Linked DNA regions of Homo sapiens: region 2 is linked to region 1. A link is a contact called in ENCODE Hi-C data. All regions are on one chromosome and are shown on one strand. Each heading gives the region's core, a stretch centred on a gene start or an enhancer-like site at or near the end of the contact. The rest is flanking DNA. Distances are from core to core; before and after follow the strand shown. Region 1 has its middle 33 kb from the start of SLFN11. Region 2 holds the start of CCL5 (C-C motif chemokine ligand 5).

Region 1 (7,343 bases), core at 3,219-5,718:
TCAATGCCTTGAACAGGGAAATAGCTAAGAAGTACATTTTGGGGAATGAGGTATTTACAGCCTTATGCAAAAGAAAATAAAAGGCTGTAGGAGGGTGGGATGTGATAGATGTGGAGATGCACTCCCTAGATCCCCTTTTAATAAAGGACTTGCTGCCCAGATATGGAGAGGGCACTCAGCAAACAGCCTGCAAATGTCAGCTCCTTTGAAGTCTGCCTCAGCTGCAGAGCCACCTTGCCTGGGGTCACAATCCCTTCCCAGAAAGTTCACAACTGGCCCCTGAGCAAGGCTACATTCCTCCTCATGTGGGGATCCAGGCTGACAGAAGGTCCCTGTCTGAGACATTGTCAGTCTTGAGGCAGAAAGAAACAAGTGTATGGAGGATCTAAATGGTGGCTCTGAAAGCTCTTGTTCAGGGTAGCACACATCATTTCTACTCACATTTATATTTGGCCAAAACAAAGCACATGGCCCAGCTTGATTACAATGGAGTAGCAAGTGTAATCCTAAGAGTGTAAGAAAATGTTTTGGAAAGGAATACAGTCAGCCAGGCATGGTGGCCTCTGCCTATAGTCCCAGCTACTCAGAAGACTGAGTCAGGAGGATTGCTTGAGCCCAAGAGTTTAAGTCCAGCCTGGGCAACATGTCTCTTAAGAAAAAAAAAACCTATCAAAAATATTTGCTCACAAATATTCACTTTTATTCCTTTTATATACCTTTCCTTCCTTAGAGAAATAACAAAAATTCCATTCCAATGCAATGCCCCATCATAGACAAAATCCAGATCATGTGATGGTCTTTATATCAGGCCTGGGTATGACTCCTTTGGAGATATTTGAATTAAAAATACAAGTTATCACACATACACACACATTATACAACAGTGAAATAAATAGTAACAGAATAACATTTAATAATCCTCTCATTTGATAGGCCAGGAGTGATGGCTTATGCCTATAATCTCAGCACTTTGGGAGGCCAAGGCAGATGGATCCCTTGAGTATGGGAGGTTGAGACCAGCCTGGGCAACATGGTGAAACCTCATCTCTAAAAAAAAATTACAAAAAGTATCAGGCATGGTTGTGTATGCCTGTGATCGCAGCTACTCAGGAAGCTGAGGTGGGATGGCTATTGCACAATGGCAATCCAGCCTGGGCGACAGAGTGAGACCCTGTCTCAAAAAAAAAAAAATCACCTCTCATTTGGGAAGGGGAAGAATGGGAGGCACAGAATAGTCCCTGGTCCCTAGAAATTTTGAAATGCTGTTGGGCAGACACTCTGAGGCACTGTTACCCAGGGGTGGGGACTATTCCCTGTGGTTCTGATTCTAGTCAGTGGTTGCCCATGGTGTTTTCCTCCATTTCACTCTAGCCTTACTGAGGTATGATTGACAAATAAAATTGTATATATTCACAGTGTACAACATGATGTTTTGATACATTTATACATTGTGGAATGATTAAACTCAGCTAATTAATGTATCTGTCACCTCACATAGGTATGTTTTGTGATAAGAACAATTGAGTTCTACTCTCTTGGGAATTTTTAAATATACAATACATTGTTATTCCTTGTAGTTGCCATGCTGTACAATAGATCTCCAGAACTTATTCATTTTGTCTAACTGAAACTTTTTACCATTTGACCAACATTTCCCCATGTTCCGACCTCTGCCCACCATCCAGCCCCTGGCATTCTTTCTTTGCTTCTATGAATTCGACTTTTTTAGATTCCACATATAAGTGGAATCATGTAGTAGTTGTCCTTCTGTGGCTGGCTTATTTCACTTAGCATAATGTCCTCCAGGTTCATCCACCTTGTTGCAGATGACAGAATTTTCTTCTTTTCTAAGTCTGAATAGTATTCCCGTGTGTGTGTGTGTGTGTGTGTGTGTGTGTGTCTTACTTTCTTTAATCACACATGCATCAATGGACAGTTTTGGTTAATTCCATATCTTGGCAATTATTAATAATACTACAACAAACATGAGATTGTAGATACTTCATTGATCTACTGATTTCATATCTTTCAGACATATACCCAGAAATAGGATTGCTGCATCATATGATAGCTATGTTTATTTTTAATTTTTTTTAGAAATTAGATTTCACTCTGTTGCCCAGGCTAGAGTGCAGTGGTGGCATCCTAGATCACTGCAGCCTCAACCTCGTGAGCCCAAGTGATCCTCCCGCCTCAGCCTACAGAGCAGCTGGGAACACAGGCTCATGCCACCATGCCCAGGTAATTTTTAAAAATGTTTTGTAGAGATAAGGTCTTGTTGTGTTGCCCAGGCTGGTCTCAGATTCCTGGCTTCAAGTGGTCTCCCTGCCTTAGCTTCCGAAAGTGCTGGGATTACAGGTGTGAATCACTTAGCCTGGCATATTTTTAATTTTTTGAGGAACTGCCATATTGTTTTCTCTAATGGCTGCACTAATTTAAGTTCCCACCAACAGTGTGCAGATACTCCCTTTTCTCCACATCCTTGCCAACACTTATCTTTTGTCTTTTTAGTAATAGCTGCATGAGTATGAGATGAGATGATACCTCTTTGTACTTTTAATTAATATTTCCTTCATTATTAGTAATATTGAACACTTTTTCATATACCTATTGGCCATTGAAATGTCTTCTTTTGAGAAATGTCTACTCAGATACTTTGCTCATTTTTAAATTAAATTATTTGTTTCCTTGCTATTGAATTGTTTGAGTTCTTTTTATATTTTAGATACTAACCCCTTATTAGATGTATGGTTTGCAAATATTTTCTCTCCTTCTGTAGGTTGTCTCCATTCCTTTGATAATTTCCTTTGCTGTGCAAAAGCTTTTTGTTTTATGTCATTCATTTGTCTTTTTTTGCTTTTGTTGCCTGTACTTTTGGGGTCATATTCCAAACATTCATTGCCAAGACCAACATCAATAAATCACCCTTTGGGTTTTCTGCCAGTGGTTTTATAGTTTCAGCTTTTACATGTAAGTCCTTAATCAATTTCGGGTTTATTTTTATGTGGTATGAGATAAGGACCCAATTTCATTCTTCTGCATTGGATATCCAGTTTTCCCAACACTATTTATTGGAAAGAGTATCCTTTCACCATGTATGTTCAAGGTAACTTTCTCAAGGTTGCTTGGCCTATGAACGTATATATTTATCTCTGGGATCTCTATTCTGTTTCATTGGTCTATATGACTCTCTTTATGCCAGTACGATGCTGTTTTGATTACTATAGCTTTGTGCTACATTTTGAAATCAGGTAGTGTAAAGTCTCCTGCTTTGTTCTTCTTACTCAAGATTGCTTAGGCTATTTGGGATCTTTTGTGGTTCCATAGAAATTTTAAGACTGTTTTTCTATTTCTGTGGAAAATGTCCTTGGAATTTTGATAGAAATTGTAGTGAACCTGTAGTTCACTTTGGGTAGAATAAACATTTCAACAATATTAATTCTTCCAATCCATGAACATGGGATATCATTTCATTTATTAGTGTCGTCTTCAATTTCTTTCATCAATGTTTTATAATTTTTAATGTGCAGATCTTTCACTCCCTTTGTTCAACTTATTGCTAAGTATTTTTTTTGTAGCTATTGTAAATGGGATTGTTTTCTTGATTTCTTTTCTTTCCTTTTTTTTTTTGTGTTTTTTTTTTTTGTTTTGTTTTTTTGAGACAGAGTCTCATTTTGTTACCCAAGCTGGAGTGCAGTGGCTTGATCTTGACTCACTGCAACTTCCACCTCTTGGGTTCAAGTGATTCTCCCACCTCAACCTCCCGAGTAGGTGGGATTACAGGTGTCCACCACCATGCCCAGCAAATTTTTGTATTTTTAGTACAGACAGCATTTTACCATGTTGGCTAGGCTGGTCTCAAACTCCTGACCTCAAGTGATCCACCCTCCACAGCCTCCCAAAGTGCTGGGATTATAGGTGTGAGCCACCACGCCTGGCTGATTTCTATTTTGCATAGTTGTTATCGGACAGAAACACTGCTGATTTTTGCATTTCTAGTTTTGTACCTTGTAACTTTACCAAATGTGTTAATTAGTTCTAACAGTTCCTGTGGAGTTTTTAGGGTTTTCTTGTAGGGAGACCCCCTGAAACTATTGCTACAGAATAAAAGATGAAATGCTCCTGATTATTATAAATACAAAATTGCATGCAGGATTGTGTAAAGACAATGCAAGGTTGGGCTGCCTGAATGAGCCAACAGCACATGATGTGCTTCCTCCTGCAGAGAGCCTATAAACGGATGTGCAGTCAGGGAGGTTTCACATCACCAATATTCTTATCCCAGAAAAGCAGATGTTCACAGCTCTGGGAATGGAATGCGACCCTTGTGGAGAGCCTATAAATGGACGCATGAGGGGCGGCCATTCATATGTATAAAATAGGGTTTTAAATGCCCTTATCTTGCCATGGCTCTTCTAGGTCTCTTTAGGGTTAAGGCATACTCCCTTCTGAGAATTTGTGGTCTCACCGGTTGTCTAGTTTCACATCCTGTTTCCATCAATTGTTTGCAACCAGCTTTTGCTGCAACTGTTACTGCTGATTAATATCTTGCTAAACATAGGTTATGGATAGACTGTGTTTCTGTTTTAAGGCTCTGTTAAAAATCACTGACACACACACTGTATTGTAAATTCTTATCTCTGTATTCTGCACTTCTGCATACAGATGTTATGTTAAAGAATTACTTCATCCCCATGTGACCATCTCACCTCATAATCAAAGACCCTAAATCCCTCACTAACCTACCCCCACCCTCACTAAACTTAATAATAAATGCTGCTATATCCAGTGCATTCGTGGCATCACAAGACCAGAAGGCGGTGACCCCCCTGGACCCAGCTTTCACTATCTCGCATGTGTCTTTTATTTCTTGACCTGCCGATCCACCTGGGAACAAAGAAAGAGCCCCGTTGGATTGCAGGCTGCTGGTCAGATCCCACAATATTTTCCGTATATAATATCATGACATCTGCAAACACAGATAATTTTATTTTGTCCTTTCCAATTTGGGTGCCTTTTATTTCTTTTTCTTGCCTAATTGCTCTGGCTAAGAATTCAGTATCTCTTGAATAGAACCCATGGTTCCTGATTTCACTCTCAAGAGGGTGTCATTATCTTTTTCCACTTTTTTTTTTTTTTTTTTTTGAGATGGAGTCTCACTCTGTTGCCCTTCTTCCACTTTTAAAGTGGAAAGTTTCCCTTTTCTATTATTTTCTTCAACCACATTTAAAGCAGGAACTGGGGACTGTACCTTCCTTTAGAACTAACCAGCTTTCTCAACCTACTGCTTGCCCAAAGAATGTTGGAGTCCAAGGGTTGTGTTTAGTCTGAAAGCATCACAGTTTTTGCTTTCTGGATTTTAAAAATCTAGGTATGGCTCCTTGGCAATTTAACTTTCTCAAAAACTTCTTGTTGTTTTTCTAAATCTATACGGTCCCAGTTAACTCTGTGTGCTAATACAATTCAGTATTTTTGAGATGTGCTTCTCTCTTTAGATTTAATTATATTACCTTGAATTAGCAGGCTTTCATCAGAAAGCAATGCACTCAAGCTCTTTTCTCTGAGCAATTTTGTCTGAAAGGATTTATTGGCTGACATCTTAGTTGATTCAGAGGTTTCCACCATAGGTTTAATAGCTACTTATTAACTGCCTCTTTGCCAAAGACTGAGTTTGAATTTCTGTCTTTGTTACCCAAAGACATTCTCAGATTTTTTATTAGTTGAAGAAGAGAAATATTTGCAACTTCTTATTCTAAAAGTCCAAAAATGTGTAGACCATTTTCTTCCCTTCCTGCTTGCAAAGAGTTTAGTGCTTTTCCAAGCACATTTTTCCTCCCACCTTTTGTATTACCCTACCTAGTAGCGATCAAACTATATTACTAGCATCTGTTTCCTTACTTCTTCACTCAAATCCACAGGCTCATTTAATACATTATCTTCATTCTAAGTTATTAAAGGTGACTGTTTTGTCCAGTCTTTCACTGCTACAAAACAGGGGTTGACATTTTCCCAGCCTCCAATAATATTTTCTTCATTGCCCATCACTCAGCCCTGGAACCAAAGCCACAATTTAAATTATTTTGTTATGCAGCATCCCACTCTAAGCACCAATTTCTGTACAAATCAGAACTAGCCAGATTTTGCTGTGGTAACAAATTATCCCCAAAGTTTCCATGACTGTTTAAAAATAACAAATGTTAATTTCTTTCTTAAACTATATGTCTGTTGTGGATCCCATTTGGCTCTACTCTTCATTGTTTTCATTCCAGGACCCAGACAAAGCAGCCAAATCTGGGTCATTGCCTATCTTATACCAGAAGGGAAAAAGAACATGGCAGAAACACTCAATGACTCTTAAGAGTTCTTCTTGGAAGTAACACACGTTATGCCTGCTTATACTTCATTGATCATAACAAGTCACATTGCCAAGCCTGAGACCAATGGGGCACAGAATATGATCTACTTCTGGGTAGGGATATCAACCTTATCAAACAATATTTCAATTTATCACACCATCTTTTGCTCCAAGATGACTGTACCAGATTCTGGCATCTTGTCAACATTTCAGCCAGCAGAAAAGAATTCACACTCTTTTCACGAGCACAATATGAAAATTATACACATTACCTTCCAATATTCCATTGGCCAGGCCTTGGGAACAAGCCATATCTATCTGCTTTGGAGCATGGGAAATACAGTTTGTGGTTTTTTGTTTTGGGGTATTTTTTTGTGTGTCTATCTTCCCCACTACCCCCAAAACCATACAGTTCTTACCTGGGCATCCCTATAGTGGGTTTTTTGTTTTGTTCTGTTTTTCTTTTTAATGTGGTCCAATAATTGTGTCTTACTTGGAATTTAGTCTCAACACTATTGAATAAATAACAAAAATCCAGTCTCCACTATAGGCTCTGCACAGCTGCCAATGCTAACGTGGAAGATGGCAAGGAGCCCTGTGCCTTGTCCTCTCACTCTGGGAGCACAGGCTGCAAGTTGGAAGGGCAACAAAAATGTTCTCTCTCCAGGTGTGAAACACAGTGGGCATGTAGAGCTGCGACACGGAGTGCCATACAACTGCCATCTGCAGGGTTGAGGTGATGGATGCCTTTCTTGGGTGTCAAGCTGAAAACAAGAGAACTGTGCTGTCATCTGAGGAGAATGTAATCACTCCTTCCACAACTGTTGCATGTCCCTGTGGGTACAACAGAGCAATCACTGACCTCTCTGCCAGCAAGACTGGATGGTCTAAAGAATAAGAGACGGAGAGTAGCAGAAGGCTTTCTTAGTGCACTTGCCCTAACCCTTGGTGGATCTTGTTATCAAGTGTCCAACAAAGGCTGGAACAT
Region 2 (7,343 bases), core at 1,486-3,985, 540 kb after region 1:
TCAGAGCTAAGTGTAATTTAAAGATCAGGCACATAAGACATTTGACACATAGTAGGCATTTCCTATATAGTAGGGTTTATTATATTTTTCCAAATATACTAGCTTGCATATTTAAAGGTGAATCTCATTTCCTTATTTCTTCTCTGATGGATGGCTTTTTGTTTTTTTATTTGACTACAGTTATAGATCCCTGACCTCTGACCTCTTCTCCCTAGTTCCTCTGAGGTTTAGGTGGATTTGATTGGGTGTGAAATATGGGGGACTGTGTGAAATATGGGGTTCTTCACTGAAGGGGATGACTGACTTGATCTTCCCCACATAGGAGCATTCCAGACCATGTTTCAAGTAAAGGCCACACTAGTAAAGATTGGAGTCCTAGGCCAGGCACAGTGGCTCATGCCTATAATCCCAGCACTTTGGGAGGCTGAGGCGGGTAGATCACGAGGGCAGGAGATCGAGACCATCCTGGCTAACACGGTGAAACCCCGTCTCTACTAAAAATACAAAAAATTAGCCAGGCATGGTGTGGGCACCTGTAGTCCCAGCTACTCGGGAGGCTGAGGCAGGAGAATGGCATGAACCCAGGAGGTGGAGCTTGCAGTGAGCCGAGATCGTGCCGGTGCACTCCAGCCTGGGCGACAGAGTGAGACTCTGTCTCAAAAAAAAAAAAAAAAAAAAAAAAAAAAAGATTGGAGTCCTGGGAACATAGTCCATTGGAGTGGGCACGATTCTCTAAGGACAGCTTGTCTAGTCTTTTTACATGATAGCAGGGGACTCTGAGGCTAGAGATGGAGGAGCTGTGGCTGCTTGCAGCTGGAGGATAGGTGGAAGTGGGTAGGGCATCCTCTCAGAGGACTCCTCAGGGAACAGGCTCTGGGAGGGCTCCATGGGGCTGAGACTCACACGACTGCTGGGTTGGAGCACTTGCCACTGGTGTAGAAATACTCCTTGATGTGGGCACGGGGCAGTGGGCGGGCAATGTAGGCAAAGCAGCAGGGTGTGGTGTCCGAGGAATCTGGAAGAGGAAAGGAAGGAGGGAGACCCTTTTATTCATTGCTACTGCACACTTGACATTGTGCTGGACACTTTATATGATTTATTTAGAAAGAACTGTTATCTTCCTTGACAGAAACTGAGGCTCAGAGAGGTAAAGTCACTTGGCCATGGATAAACAGTGGCAGAGTGGGGATTCCAATGCCTCATCTAATCCTTGAGCCAAGCTTGTATCCATCCCTCTACACCATAACCTTCTGCCCTGGGCTTTCAGGGCCTCCTCCTGGCTTGTCCTGGGTCCTCTGGCTTCATTCTTGCCCTTCCAGCATCCTCAATGGATTTGGAACTTGGTTTCTTTGAGACCTAGGGCAGGTTGTGGGGAGGCTTCCAAAGCTCAGGCTCCATGACTCAGCCAGGATCCTAAGAAGGGCCTGGAGATGCATATTGTATCTTGGGAGCTCTGGTTGAGCTTCAGTGAGAAGGGCTCTCAACAGAGAACTTCTTGTTGGTCAGTTAATTCAAGATGACGTTGGGAAGCATCAGTTGCCACTTCCCAGCAGAGGAGTAGTTTTTATTTTCCCAGCAAGATGGAACCAGGTTTGAATACCAGTCTCCCCATTTCCTAGCTGTGTGCCTCCATGGACAAGTTACTTAACCTCTCTGTTTTCCCATCTGTACATCAAGGACAGCTACTCAAAGAAGGGTTGTGGGTATTAAATAAGATGTACAAAAATCGGCTGGGCACGGTGGCTCACGCCTGTAATCCCAGCACTTTGGGAGGCCGAGGCGGGCGGATCACGAGGTCAAGAGATCGAGACCATCCTGGCTAACATGGTGAAACCCCGTCTCTACTAAAAAATACAAAACATTAGCAGGGTGTGGTGGCGGGTGCCTGTAGTCCCCGCTACTCCGGAGGCTGAGGCAGGAGAATGGCATGAACCCGGGAGACGGAGCTTGCAGTAAGCCGAGATCGTGCCGCTGCACTCCAGCCTGGGCGACAGAGCGAAGACTCCATCTCAAAAAAAAAAAAAAAAAAAAAAAAGATGTGCCAAAATCAGCACAATGCCTGATCCATAGTAACCATTTAATTAGCTTTTATTATCCTCTCCTTGTTTTTATTTGTTTTTTAAATGTATTCACTCTAATAAAGCCACATACCCTCTCATAAGCCAATTTTTTTTACATTTATGAAATGAGAGAGAATATGGCTGTCTCAGGGTCTCAGGAAGTTTTAGTTTAGTTAAATTTCTTAGAAACCCTGCTGCTGACAGGCATGAGTCAGACGTGTTTCAAAGTCAGTGTGAGCTACTCATGACTACTAATCTCCCCAACATGAGTCCACACTCAGTGAACACCTGTAGGCCTTGAGGGTGTAGACCTTAAAGACAGAAAAACTGATCAGGAGATCCCTGCCATGAAGCAGCATAGAGATCTCTCAAGGACAACAGGACATATGGGTAAGACAATTCATAAGAATGTAAATAATGGGGTTCAGACAGTATTCATGCTACAGTTGAAAAGAGGGCAAGGTGTGGGACAGTCATTGGGATGGGGTAGGCATTCTAGGCAGAGTCTGACTCCAGGGGCTGTGGTGGTCAAGACCAGGACTTACATGGGGAGGCAGATGCAGGAGCGCAGAGGGCAGTAGCAATGAGGATGACAGCGAGGGCTGCCGCGGAGACCTTCATGGTACCTGTGGGAGAGGCTGTGCGAGGTCCACGTGCTGTCTTGATCCTCTGCAGGAATCCTCTGCAGCTCAGGCTGGCCCTTTATAGGGCCAGTTGAGGGGCATCCCCTAAGGGGAGTTTCCAAAATAGCAACCAAGCATTGGCCGGTATCATAAGTGAAATTGCACAAAACGGAAAAGAAAACTGAAATAGCCTCCGGAAATTCGAGTCTCTGTCTCTCCCTCACTGCTCTCTCATCTAGAGTGAGCTCATCAGTTTCCTCTTTGACCAAGCACCAATGGTGGAAAAATTTCTCTGCTGACATCCTTAGTTTTACCTTCCAGGGAAGGGGTCCTCCTCAGAGAGCAGGAAGCCGCTTTCTTGGGGACAACAAGGAGTGGCAGTTAGGACAGGATCAGAAGTCACTGAGTCTTTATTACTCACTGAGTCACTGAGTCTTCAAAGTTCCTGCTTATTCATTACAGATCTTACCTCCTTTCCCTCATCCATGGAAGGATGTTATTTATAAAGTGTTTTATTGAGGAGGGTCCTCTGGATATACAGTCCCCAAAGGAGGTGAGCACACTCACACTGTAAATTGAGGCAGTTGATCTGAGCTGGGCATTGGGAACCTTTTCACAAGATATGAGTTGGAATGAGTCCTCTTGTGGGAATTTCTTGCTTTCATCCTGGTCATAGGGTCTCTCCCATTTACTTGCTAAGCGACCTTTGGGAAAAGTGCTTAATGTCTTTGAGTTCTATTTCCTTGTTTATAAAGTGGAATAATTGATTAGAGACTTGTTGAGAAGCAGAGGGAGAGAAAGATATCTTACAGCATACTCTATCATTATTGGCTACCATTTACCGAGGGCTTATCTGTGCCAGCCACTATTCCACTGTCCTAGCGCGTGTCAACTCATTTACTATTATTATCCCCATTTTATGAATGAGGAAACTCAATAAATACTGGGATCCCATCTCACTGTAAGGCCTTCTTGGGCACAAAAGTTACAGAATATGAAAGCTTCAAAGGACTTTAGGGATCATTTTTTCCATGTTCTTCAGTTGCACAAGAGGAAACCAAGGCCCAGTGAGCAGGAGTGACTTGCTAAGAACACACAGCAAATGAATGACAGAGTTGGGATCAGAACCCAGTTGCCCTCACTCCCACTTCAGTGCTCTGTCCATTAAGTACTGCCCAACATTAAAGGGTTCGTGGTTAGGAGTATCCTCAAAACTGAACCCATGTGGAACTTCTGGATTAGAGCTAGGGTCCTTACTGCATTCCAAAGAACTGGATACAGTAAGTCTTCATCAATTCCTATTTTAGTAGTTCAGAATTAGCAACAATTTGGTCCGGGCTAGGCTGAAATTGGCATCTGAATAATAATAATAATATTATTATTATTATTATTATTATTGAGACAGTCTTGCTGTGTCGCCCAGGTTGGACTGCAGTGGCACAATCTCGGCTCATTGCAAGCTGTGCCTCCCAGGTTCACGCCATTCTCCTGCCTCAGCCTCCCAAGTAGCTGGGACTACAGGAGCTGGCCAGAATGCCTGGCTAATTTTTTTGTATTTTTAGTAGAAATGGAGTTTCACCATGTTAGCCAGGATGGTCTCTATCTCCTGCCCTCGTGATCCGCCCGCCTTGGCTTCCCAAAATGCTGGGATTACAGGCCGTACCCGGCCGGCATCTGAATTATTTAAGAGAAAAGTGTTTATTGAGAGTGACAAAAGCGGCCGGGCGCGGTGGTTCACGCCTGTAATCCCAGCACTTTGGGAGGCCGAGGCGGGCGGATCATGAGGTCAGGAGATCGAGGCCATCCTGGCTAACACAGTGAAACCCCGCCTCTACTAAAAATACAAAAAATTAGCCGGGCGTGGTGGCGGGCGCCTGTAGTCCCAGCTACTCAGGAGGCTGAGGCAGGAGAATGGCGTGAACCCGGGAGGTGGAGCTTGCAGTGAGCCGAGATCGCGCCACTGCACTCCAGCCTGGGCGACAGAGCGAAACTCCGTCTCAAAAAAAAAAAAAAAAAAAAAGAGAGTGACAAAAGCAAAATAAACAAAATGTAACCCCCTACTGAGATCATTTTCTGTTAGCTACTCTCACACTTGTAACATGGTGGTTGACGGTGACTAAATCACCCAGAATGGGAAGACTTTGCCACATTTCTTCCTCACGATGACTTTGAGGCAGAGTGGTTGTTCTTCTCATTTGACCAAAGAGGAAAGTAAGCCTCAGAACAGATAATTAACATCTTCAAGATCACGCAGCTGATAAGTGGGATTTGAAGGCAGGTGTTTCTGATGACCATGCTCAAGCTCTGTCCAGTGAATCACATCAGTAAGTCAGTTAACAGTTATCAAGACCTTTCGGCCAGGCGCGGTGGCTCACACCTGTAATCCCAGGACTTTGAGAGGCCGAGGCGGGCGGATCACGAGGTCAGGAGATCGAGACCATCCTAGCTAACACGGTGAAACCCCGTCTCTACTAAAAATAGAAAAAATTAGCCGGGCGTGGTGGCGGGCGCCTGTAGTCCCAGCTACTCGAGAGGTTGAGGCAGGAGAATGGCGTGAACCCAGGAGGCGGAGCTTGCAGTGAGCTGAGATCGCGCCACTGCACTCCAGCCTGGGCGAAAGAGCAAGACTCCGTCTCAAAAAAAAAAAAAAAAAAAAAAAAGACCTTTCTAGGTTACAGGTGCCATTCCAAGCTTTTTTTTTTTTTTTTTTTTTGAGACAGAGTGTCACTTTTTTGATCAGGCTGAAGTGCAGTGGCACGATCTCGGCTCACTGTACCCTCCACCTCCCAGGTTCAAGCAATTCTTCTGCCTCCTGAGTAGCTGGGATTACAAGCGTCCGCCACCATGCCTGGCTAATTTTTGTATTTTTAGTAGAGACAGGATTTCGCCATGTTGGCCAGGCTGGTCTCGAACTCCTGACCTCAGGCGATCCGCCCACCTCGGCCTCCCAAAGTGCTGGGATTACAGATGCGAGCCACTGCGCCTGGCCTTGTTCCAAGCTCTTTACAACAATCCTCTCATACCCTCCTTACAGCTCAATCAATTAACAATGGAAACGTAATTTTGGAAAGTATGGCCATCTCATTTAAAGAAACAAATTGCAAGCACTTTAGAAACATTCATCCAACCACACAAAAATGTTCTACCAATTGTTTCCTTCACAAAGCCCCGTTAGGTCTAAGGTAAGTTACCAAACATGTGAGAGGTTCTGGAAAAGGCGGTGGGTTAAGAGCAGGGACTCGGCAGTTTCTCCTGTTTATTGTCCAGGTGGCCTCAGGTAAATTATTAATAATCTCTCTGGTCTCAGTTTCCTTACCTATAAATCAGTGATAATAATAATAATAGTTCCTCACACAACTATCGAGACAATTAAGTCCCTATAAATGTTCTCATGCTTGCAAAGCTCTTAGTGCAACGTCTGACGCATGTTAAGTACTTAATAACATTGCCTATTATTATCATGTTATCATTAAGAGTAAGATGTCAGTGCCTTTAAGGATATTCTGTAATTTATGCTTTTCAACAGTCTAAACTAAACCCCCAGTCAATATGTATTCGTATTTGTTACAAAAAAATATTTATTTATTACAAAAAGCCTTTTTTTTTTTTTTTTTAAGACGGAGTCTCTCACTTTCGCCCAGGCTGGAGTGCAGTGGCACAATCTCGGCTCACTGCAAGCTCTGCCTCCCGGGTTCACGCCATTCTCCTGCCTCAGCCGCCCGCGTAGCTGGAACTACAGGCGCCCACCACCTCGCCCAGCTAGATTTTTCTGTTTTTAGTAGAGACAGGGTTTCACCATGTTAGCCAGGATGTTCTCAATCTCCTGACCTCGTAATCTGCCCGCCTTGGCCTCCCAAAGTGCTGGGATTACAGGCGTGAGCCACCGCGCCCGGCCACAAAAAGTCTTTTTTAAAACAGATGGGTAGTTGAGGCTTAGAGTGGTTAAGTGACTTATAGTCTGGGTTCATGGGCTTTCTACCACACTTCATTGTTTCTAGAGAAAATCATAAAACTATTACCAAGGCTCAGTTTTCTTCTGTGAGCTCAATTTCTGTTTTCTTTCCTTGATTTCAGTTTCCCTCTTTAAGGAAGAAAGGAAAGTGTTTTCCTGGATACTAGATATGCTGAGTTGGGACAGGAGCTAAGGATAGAGGTGAGGAAACCCGCAGACAACAGCGACATGCTCCTCATCTTTGAGTCCCAGCGAACCTTTCCACTGTGTGTGTGTGTACGTATATCTGTGTATAAGTGGTGGTGGGACAGAGGTTGGGTGGGTAGGATGGTGGGATGTTGGGATTGCTGAGTGGGAATAGGCAGTGGGAATGTCAAAAGTATTTTTGTTGTTGTTGTTTGAAACAGGATCTCACTCTGTTCCCCAGGCTGGAATGCAGTTAACTGATCACCTGCAGGCTTGAACTCCAGGGTTCAAGCGATCCTCCTACTTCAGCCTCCTGAGCAGCTAAGGACTACAGGTGTGCACCACCATGCTGGGCTAATTTTTTTTTTTTTTTTTTTGAGATGGAGTCTGGCTCTGTCACCCAGGCTGGAGTGCAGTGGCGCGATCTCGGCTCACTGCAAGCTTCGCCTCCCGGGTTCACGCCATTCTCCTGTCTCAGCTTCCCAAATAGCTGGGACTACAGTCTCCCACCACCATGCCCGG

What was found. Hi-C counts contacts between places; a loop is a spot of excess contacts on that map. Pooled maps may share reads with other maps.
Region 2: a pooled map shows a loop between it and region 1 (9-fold over the local background). The contact joins the promoter of CCL5 here to the enhancer-like site in region 1. A Hi-C loop is called at or near these places in 3 of 37 single-sample maps with no recorded cell type and 3 of 50 pooled maps.

Annotation. Positions count from the first base shown.
Region 1 is chr17:35,337,308-35,344,650 of GRCh38, forward strand. It overlaps the pseudogene LOC101060119. Among named protein-coding and RNA genes, the nearest start is that of SLFN11, 33 kb to the right of the region's middle. Within about 2 kb of position 4,469, at least 3 of the 41 ENCODE cell types and tissues checked have a DNase peak (open chromatin) inside an H3K27ac peak, as active enhancers do.
Region 2 is chr17:35,877,625-35,884,967 of GRCh38, forward strand. It overlaps CCL5 (C-C motif chemokine ligand 5), which reads right to left and starts at 2,736. Exons shown (of 3, transcript NM_002985.3): 1 at 2,606-2,736; 2 at 904-1,015. The coding sequence starts at 2,681. It overlaps LOC105371745 (a long non-coding RNA gene), which reads left to right. Exons shown (of 5, transcript XR_934699.2): 2 at 6,758-6,911; 3 at 7,063-7,155.